Linked DNA regions of Homo sapiens: region 1 is linked to region 2. Evidence: chromatin loops called from intact Hi-C (ENCODE). Cell type or tissue: HCT116. All regions are shown on one strand. Each heading gives the region's core, and the rest is flanking DNA. Links, peaks and the distances in the headings are about the cores only. Region 1 has its middle 83 kb from the start of MSRB3-AS1. Region 2 has its middle 15 kb from the start of MSRB3-AS1.

Evidence for each region. Hi-C counts contacts between places; a loop is a spot of excess contacts. Peaks named below come from ENCODE experiments on the same cell type or tissue, not always from the same donor. Only the 100,000 strongest peaks of a DNase experiment are listed, where the experiment ranks them.
Region 1: a loop joins it to region 2, with 8 times the contacts of the local background. A loop is called at or near these places in 1 of 110 quality-filtered maps.

The regions. Positions count from the first base shown.
Region 1 is chr12:65,723,196-65,727,599 of GRCh38, reverse strand. No RefSeq gene overlaps it. Among named protein-coding and RNA genes, the nearest start is that of MSRB3-AS1, 83 kb to the right of the region's middle. In HCT116, for the core only: no CTCF peak of the experiment used is centred there; a DNase peak (open chromatin) is centred at 2,019; H3K4me3 peaks cover 726 bases; H3K27ac peaks cover 4,000 bases.
Region 2 is chr12:65,655,129-65,659,532 of GRCh38, reverse strand. No RefSeq gene overlaps it. Among named protein-coding and RNA genes, the nearest start is that of MSRB3-AS1, 15 kb to the right of the region's middle. RefSeq lists an enhancer at 1,908-3,107. In HCT116, for the core only: no CTCF peak of the experiment used is centred there; a DNase peak (open chromatin) is centred at 2,432; H3K27ac peaks cover 4,000 bases.

The sequences.
Region 1 (4,404 bases), core at 266-4,265, 68 kb before region 2:
GTAAGTGTTCAAGCAGTACCACCTATACCATCATATCATTCTCTGAGTGCCAATTTAACTAAAATTATGTCTTCTAGTAAGAGAAGTAAGAAAATTCAGAAAGATCACCAAATAAGTAGTGTTTTGGGGGAGGGCACGTGTAGTATTAATAGCATAGAAGATACTAACTGTGGCACAGATTTTTTTTCTTTTTCTTTTCTTTTCTTTTTTTTTTTTTAAGATGGAGTCTCACACTGTTGCCCAGACTGGAGTGTGATGGCTTGATCTCGGCTCACTGCAACCTCCACCTCCCGGGTTCAAGCCATTCTCCTGTCTCCACCTCCCAAGTAGCTGGGATCACAGGCACCCGCCACCACACTTGACTAATTTTTTGTATTTTTAGTAGAGGCAGAGTTTCACTATGTTGATCAGGCTGGTCTGGAACTCCTGACCTTGTGATCTGGCCACCTCGGCCTCCGAAAGTGCTGGAATTACAGGCATGAGCCACCATGCCCGGCCTCAATATGAGAATTTGAGGTATTTCAGAGAAAAGCATCACCAGGATTAGAAATTTAAGTTACATCAATTGAAAATATGAAAGGATTTAAGATTATGACCCTGAAAGAAAAGATTCAAGTTACTAGCAATCATATTCGGTTATTTAAGGGTTATCCTTAGAGCCCTGGAGTTGGGACATGCTGAAAGATTTAATAAGAAGAAAGGAGACTTTAATAGCATTGGGAGAAACTGACATTAGACCCTGAAGACTTTCTTGATTATAAAGTTATTGAATTATAACAAGTCACTAAGCAAAGCATGCTTACAAAACTGTACCTCAACTACTTGCTTAATTTACCTTAATGTTTAGAATATTCTAGACCAACTGGCCAAGAAAACTGGATCTGAGATCCTTCTGGTTGTTTATTGTGAAGTTCTGCATGGAAATAAAAAATATGCAGTTGTATTCCATTAGGATATTGTTTTTGGTAGTAGATTCTTTTTTGTTTGTTTGTTTGTTTGTTTTTCTTCTGTATTTCTACAATTTATTTGAGGTTTAAAAAAATAGCCATCTACTAGTTTGGGCTGACGACATAAACTCTCTGAACCTCATTTTTTTCAATGGTTATAATAATTCCTGCATCATAAGTTGGCTTTATAATCAAATATGATAATGAAAGTAATGTTTTGAAAAAGATAATTGTTGTTAAAATAAGCCTCCTACAAGTTTATATTATGGATTTCTATAGTTTTATTGCTGTATTGGGTTGCCTTTTTCCAAAGTGGCTGAAAGATGAAGAACATGCTTGCTTTTTATTGTTAGTTTTTTTACTTGTACAGTCGACTCTTGAACAACCCAGGTTTAAACTGCTCATGTCCACTCATGTGCAGATTCTTTTTTCAATGAAAGTTATACCACATATGCGTGCCTCTCCTGCCTTCCCTTCCACCTCCTTTACTTTTTCTCCTTCTGTCACCCCTGTGACAGCAAGACCAATCCCTCCTTTTCTTCCTCCCACTCAACCTACTCAATGTGAAGACAATGAGGATGAAGACCTTTTTGATGATCCACTTCCACTCAATGAACAAGTGAATATATTTTCTTTTCCTCATGATTTTATTAATAACATTCTATTTTTCTCTAGCTTACTTCCTTGTAAGGATACAGTCTATAATACATATAATGTACAAAATATGTGTTAATCAACTATTTGTTATTGGTAAGGTGTCATTAGTAGGCTATCAGTAGTTAAGATTTGGGAAATCAAAAGTTATATTTAAATTTTCAATTGTTCAGGGTTGGTACCCCTAACCCCCTGAGTTGTCAAAAAGACAACTAAATTTAATTTAATTTAAAAAGGCAATTTAAATTATTTTTTCTTTTGATAAGTTGAATGAATATACTAGTGAAACTTAACATTATTTAGCATGTCTTAAGGAACTAATTCACCATTAGAAGTGAACATAAGTATTCATACCAGAGGGTTTCAGGGACCCAGCCCGAACTCAGTGAGTCATACATTCTAAGGGTGGAATCCAGGGATTGTAGTTTGTAAAATCTCCACAAACAAAATGCATGTCCCCAAATGTGAGAATTCCTGACCCAAGAGTTAAATTTATTGCCTTTCTTCTGAAGCCAGATATGCCAGTCATGTCTGCATATTTAGACCTCAGGATGATTTTAGCTAATGATTGTTGTATTACCCTGTTCTCACATTGCTATACCTGAGACTGGCCGGGTGTGGTGGCTCATGCCTGTAATCCCAGCACTTTGGGAGGCCGAGGCAGGCGGATCACAAGGTCAGGAGATCGAGACCATCCTGGCTAACACAGTGAAACCTCATCTCTACTAAAAATACAAAAAAATTAGCCAGGCATGGTGGCAGGCACCTGTAGTCCCAGCTACTCAGGAGGCTGAGGCTGGGTGTGAACCTGGGAGGCGGAGCTTGCAGTGAGAAGAGATCGTGCCACTGCACTCCAGCCTGGGTGACAGAGTGAGACTCCTTCTCAAAATAAATAAATAAATAAATAAATAAATAAATAAATAATAAATACCTTAGACTGGGTAATTTATAAAGAAAAGAAATTTAATTGGCTCACTGTTCCACAGGCTGTATAGGAAGCATGGCTGGGGAGGCCTCAGGAAACTTACAATCATGGCAGAAGGCAAAGGGGAAGCAAGCATACCTTCACATGGTCAGTGGGAGAGAGAGAGTGAAGAGGGAAGTGCTACACACTTTTAAACAACCAGATCTCATGAGAACTTACTATCAGGAGAACAGCAAGGGGGAAATCCACCTCCATGACCCAATCACCTCCCACCAGGTCCCTCCCCCAACATTGGGGATTACAAGTCAACATGAAATTTGGGTGGGGACACAGAGCCAAGCATAGCAATTGTCGTCTTCACTCCCCAGCTTTCAGGGAGACTTCAGGAAGTTAATGTCCTTTGCCAACTTGTGAGCTGGCTACTCTGGCTAGCTACTCCTCCAAATTCAAAAGCGCGGATAGATTTTTGGGTCTTCTAGAGATTGCAGAGCCTAAACTTTAGGATGACCTTGGAATTTATCATCTATTTCTGAGTGATAGATGTGCTAATTATGCTAGAATAAGAATTGTGCTGGGATAATGAGTGCAAACTATGTCTGCTTGGAACAAACAAGGAGATATGGTCAGCCTGCTGAATTTAGAGCATGCTTTCTGGAATCATTCTGGAAGCGTCAGAAAGATCTTAACAAAACCTCGGTAACTGAGGAGATATACTCAATCAATCTCCTTGCGCCCCCCCAGATTTTGACTCACAGTCGAAAAAGAGGCCTTAGGATGATTTGAAGGGAGGATCCAGAGGGGTCCCAAAATTCAGACTGCTAGTCCTGGGAAGAAGAAAAATATCTTCTTCCCCGAGGACCCCCCTTTCACCATCTTGTTAAGCCCCGTGTTTTCAAACAACCAAAAAGTGTCATAAGGCAAAGTGTGCCCTGGGGCACCTAAGCTTTTTTTTTTTAATTTTTGAATTTTTGTGGGTGTATAATAGGTGTATACATTTACGGGGTACGTGAGATATTTTGATACAGGCATATAATGCTTAATAATCACATCAGGGTAAATGGGGTATCCATCACACCTGTTTCAAATCTGCAGCTGGCCTTTGGATATAGCCCCAAATCGCAGAGCTCCTCCCGTTCTATTTTTTGCTTTGTTGACTACTTTTCTCCTTTCTCAGCACTCCTCTGAAAAATCTCAAATGTTTTACAGGCCTAATATAATGAATCTTCCCAGATTCTTCCACTTTTTCCACACCTTTGTAGTATAGCATTGCCTTAACCTCTTGTTTCCAATCCTTCCTATCTGTTGACATTTCCATCTGTTTACTGTCCTCTTTTCCACATTATTCTTTCTATCTGATGCCATAACAGGACGCTTGACTAGAGGAAGGCCAAAATTAACATATGAGGACCTTATTGAAAGATGAAGAGATAAATATGGCTGGCGGAAAAGGAAAGTGATAGTTGAAAACTCTTATCTAGTTTAAAAGATCTTTTGGAAATAGGAGTAAACCTCTCAGTTTCAGATAAAAAAGCAGAGGAACAACATTTGAATCTCAGTGTTATTTTTGAAAATGTACGGATTTGTGGTGTGTGTTTGTCACACCACACACTTTATCTTTCCTAAATCCCGAGAGCAATCAAGAGATTGTGAATAGGCAAAATCCATCCAAACATTTATTTTTGATCATTTAGTATCAGCAACAGAGGCAAGAATGAAACACAAAGCCTAAGAGAACATGTCTTAGAATTGTATTTAAGAACCAAACACTAAGAGGGAGAATGTTCAATGTTCTCTCACATTTCATCTTCATGAAATTTGTTGTTTAAGTTGTTTTACTACAACTGTCTTAACCTTTTCATATGTATATATTTTCATTCC
Region 2 (4,404 bases), core at 71-4,070:
AAAGACCCCAAGGCAGGACCAAACGTGGAGTGTTTGAGGAACAGTCGGGAGAGCAGATGGCTGGAGCTGTGAGCAAAACGTGAGGCGGGAGATGAATTGGAGACTGGATCATGCAGGACCTCGCAGGCCACTGTAAGGACTTAGATGTTTACTTCAAGTGAAGGGGGAAGTCATTGATGAGGCTTCAGTAGAGGAATAGAACATGATCTGTATACATTTTAAATAAATCATTCTGTGGTAGTTGATGATAACACATTGAATTAAAATTGAGTGGACATTGAATCCACCGTGAGAGTCAGGAGAAGGAGGAGGAGGAGAAGGAGGGCAGCAGGAAAGGGTAGAAGAGAAGAAAGGGAAAAATAAGGAAGGCGATTTTTTACTAAAACGTCTGTTACAAAATAGGAGTGAGAATATTTTAAAGTCATGATTTTGCAACTTCCAGTATAATAAATAATCTAGAAAAGGTTATTAGTAGATAGCAAAACCATTGGGTAAAAGATCGTGGATATTTGAAAGGTGTCAAAGTATCACCCCATGAATTTCTTACTAATTACAAAGAGGAAAATTTATCTTCCCAATGGAGAACTCTGGTGAGTTGATTCATTAGTCAGGTGATCAAACAGCATCATAAGCATTAGGACAACCTGACATTATGTGCCTCTTGATCTGATGCAATATGAATTATACAACATAATATATGAGGAAACTGACAAATTCAGAAAGTGTGGGATATTCTATATGAAAAAGTACATGTCATTTAAAAAGAAGAAAGATTATTCTAGATTAAGAAAGACTAAAAATATACAACAATCAAATGTGATCAAATTGCATTTGATTGGATCTTGGATCAGAAAAAGAAGCTGCAAAAGACATTTTATATTGTATTGTTCTTTCAAGTTTTCTGTATGCTCGAAAAGCTTCAAATAACAGGTTGGCGGGGGTGTTGCATCATTCTGGCTGCTGTGTAGAGAATAGACTGCAAGGGCCAGGGAGCAGCAGGTAGACAGGTTAGGAGCCTATTATACTAATCCAGGAGTAAGATGGTGGTAGCTTTGATTAGAGTGGTAGTGGTGGAGGTGGGAAGAAGGGATCTGATTCTTTGTAGATTTTAAAGTTAAAACCAAGGGCATGTGCTGATGGACTGAATGTGAAATATATATATATAAATGTATATGTGTGTATATATGTATATATGTGTGTATATATGTATATACGTATATATACACATATATATATACATATATATACACATATATATACACACACACACATAGGAGTCACCATTACATCAAAGTTTCAGATGTAAGCAATTGAAAGTGGAGTTGCTACTAACAAAAATGGAGAAGACTGAAGGTAAGCCAAGTTTCAGGGAAGGTCTCCCATTCAGATTGGGTTATAGTATGTTGAATAGCTCTGCTAAACATCCAAATAGAGGTGTTGCATAGACTGTTGAATATTCAAGTCTAGAGTTCAGAGATGCCTGGGCTGGAGATATAAATTTGAGTGTCATCCTGAAATTGGTTGTGATTGCAAGGAAGTGTGTGTTTCCAGAGAAAAGAGGAGAACCAAGGATTCTGCCTTTGGGGTGGTGATGGGGGTTGGGCTCCAACATTAAGAGTCTGATTGCCAGGACTCTAAACCACAGTCCAGGATTCATTGCCAGGTCCTATTAGTTCTAGCTCTATGCCCACTGATCTTGCTTTCATTCTGGCTGTACCCCATCTGCCTCTTGGATGACGATGATAGGCTCCTAACTGGTCTGCCTTCCACATCTTACTTTGCCCTCATCTAATTTCTCCTCAACTCTGGTGCAAAAGGTCTCATTTCACCCCTCTGTGGAAACAATTCAGGGCTCCTCCTGGATCTCAGGATAAAGCCCAAACTCTGTAGCTTGGCACACAGGTTCTTTAAGATCTAGCTCTTGACTGCTCTTTCCAATCTTATCCCTTATACTCTCCCTACAAATTCCCATAATCTGAACTTCAGTCACACTGGGCTATCTAAATAAGTACCACTATCTCCATAAGTGGAATACAAGGTAGACATCCTGTAAGTATTTGTTGAATAAATAAATAAATAAATAAATGTTCACTTTTAGAATGCTGAAATTGAGGTCAGTGGCATGTCTTTAATCTGGAAAAAACAAACCCATATGTTTATTGTATCCCTACTTAGACCAAAAAAGGGGCACTGTAGGTCTCTAAAAATAGGAGTTGCAAACTAGTCTAGACCAGTTTAATTATAATTCTGCAAAAAGCTGGGAAGAGGTGACTTCAGAAATGTACATTTCAAAGCACTGGTTACATGTTTCCGGTGTTACTCGCTCCATATTAAAACTCTGAGCAGCTGGGTGCCACATTACTGAATTTTAAAAGCTGCACTTCGGTGATCCATAGCAAAAGAGCCTATGAGTCAGGTGATGATCCATTCATCAGTCATAGGAAACATGAGGCACTGAAAATTTAATACAAAACCCCAAACCCACAAAAACTATCCACAGTTTCCTAACACAGGGGATGTGACTCATATCTCAGCAGGGGTACACATACCTTATTATAGTCACAAAAGAAAATGTTTCTCAAACAAAATTTTCCCCCCAACATCATTTGCACAGGGCAGTAATTTGGTGAAAATCTTTTGAAACTTACAAAGTAATTTATTTCTTTGTGGTTGGCCCATATTGCTATGCTTGGTTCTTACCACAATGACTCTTAATTTAGGGAACAAAATGATGGCAATTAATCCTTTAACTATATTCAGCTGAATCCAGAGTCAAATTGAGAAGGGATGGAAAGAAAAAGCCCTTGGTTGACCTAACCTCTGGACCTCCCAGAAAGTGCTCCCACACTCTAGGGATGCCCCCACCAATACCCAGAGAGAAGAGGTCCTGAGCCGGCCATCCCAGTCTCAAGTGGATTCCCATTAATGCACTGCTTTTCTTGATGATAGATAGGGAGGAGGAGAAAAGGAAGGGGTGTTGCTAATAGAGAGACATCACAAAATACATGTTTAGTACTAATCTGAATGTATAGGAGAGAACTTTTTCTTAAATACATCTTTAAAGTTGCGGTGCAGATTTGATGATTTTGTTCATAAAGGACAAGAGAAATAAATGAGTGAGTAGCATAGAGACCTCACTTACATGTCCACTCAGTTATTCAGCAATAATTAATTACATGTCTATTATGTGCCAGAGATTTCATAACAAATGGACTAGAACATGAGCCATGCCCTAGAGAAATCTCCTATCTAGTGTACATGAGACAGCCCTATAATCAAGAAATTATAGTGATATGATAGAATATTCATGCAGGAGCCTTACAAAAACATACAGTGTAAAAGTATCTAACTCTGCCCAAAGGTTAGGAGGGTCCAATCTGTAGGCAATTTTTGTAAGTTGAGTCTTGCAGCATAAATCTTGAGTTGTCTTAGAATACAAAACAGAGAAAGGAATTCGAGGCAGGGAGAACAATATATGCAAAAGTCGGGAGATAAAATGGCATAAATTGAATTCCACATACCAGATTCAGGGGTTTCAGAATATATTTGATACTGACTTCTTTTGACTGAACATTCTTTGAAGGTGTTTTGAGGCTGAGGTTATGAAAACAAACCTTCAAATGGGAACAGTAACATTAATGCATTTTTGTAAAAAAATGTTTTCTGAAGCAATTTTTCTTAAATCTTGATTGGTTTCTTGAACAGTTTAACAATTTCCAGTTTTTCCTTTTAAAATTTTATTTAAATTTTCATTGGGATCAATTCTTTCTTCTCTGGGTAAACATTTACAAAATTTGATTCATCAGTCAGTTTTCTGATCCTAATGATTCACAGATTGCAGTTTTTGCTAGTAAGAGTTGTGTGAGGGGAAAGTGGGAACAATTATTTCAATAAATTCAATATCCCAGGGACAAATTTTATAATTCTAAGTCTTACGGAGTATCACTTTAACTGTTGTTGATTTTAATTTGTGGTATTTCTTTTAATAATATTCATTAAAATTGAGTAAAAGATAGATAGCCATTTTTTAGTTAATCAGCCAGTCAGACTGAGAGAAGTTCTCTTGAATAGTCCGGAATTGCACTGTTATATTTTTCTTCTAGTTTTTTGATAAGCCTGTGTTCACTAACTGTCTTTGCTACTGCAATAGCAAATGATAAATGTTGTAAACAAAATGTCCTGCTTCAGATAGAGCCCATCCACGATGAGTCACATCCCTGCTTCTACCTATCAGATTAACCCCACAGACCAACTACAAAACACCAGTGTGCTTTTTGGAAATGCTAGGATCTCCCAGAACGTAGTCACTCAATTAAACAGCGTATACTGCTAGCAAAAGGATTCTTTAAGACCATATCAGTGACGATTTAGTCTTGAACTCGGCATTTCATTCTTCCTTGGTTC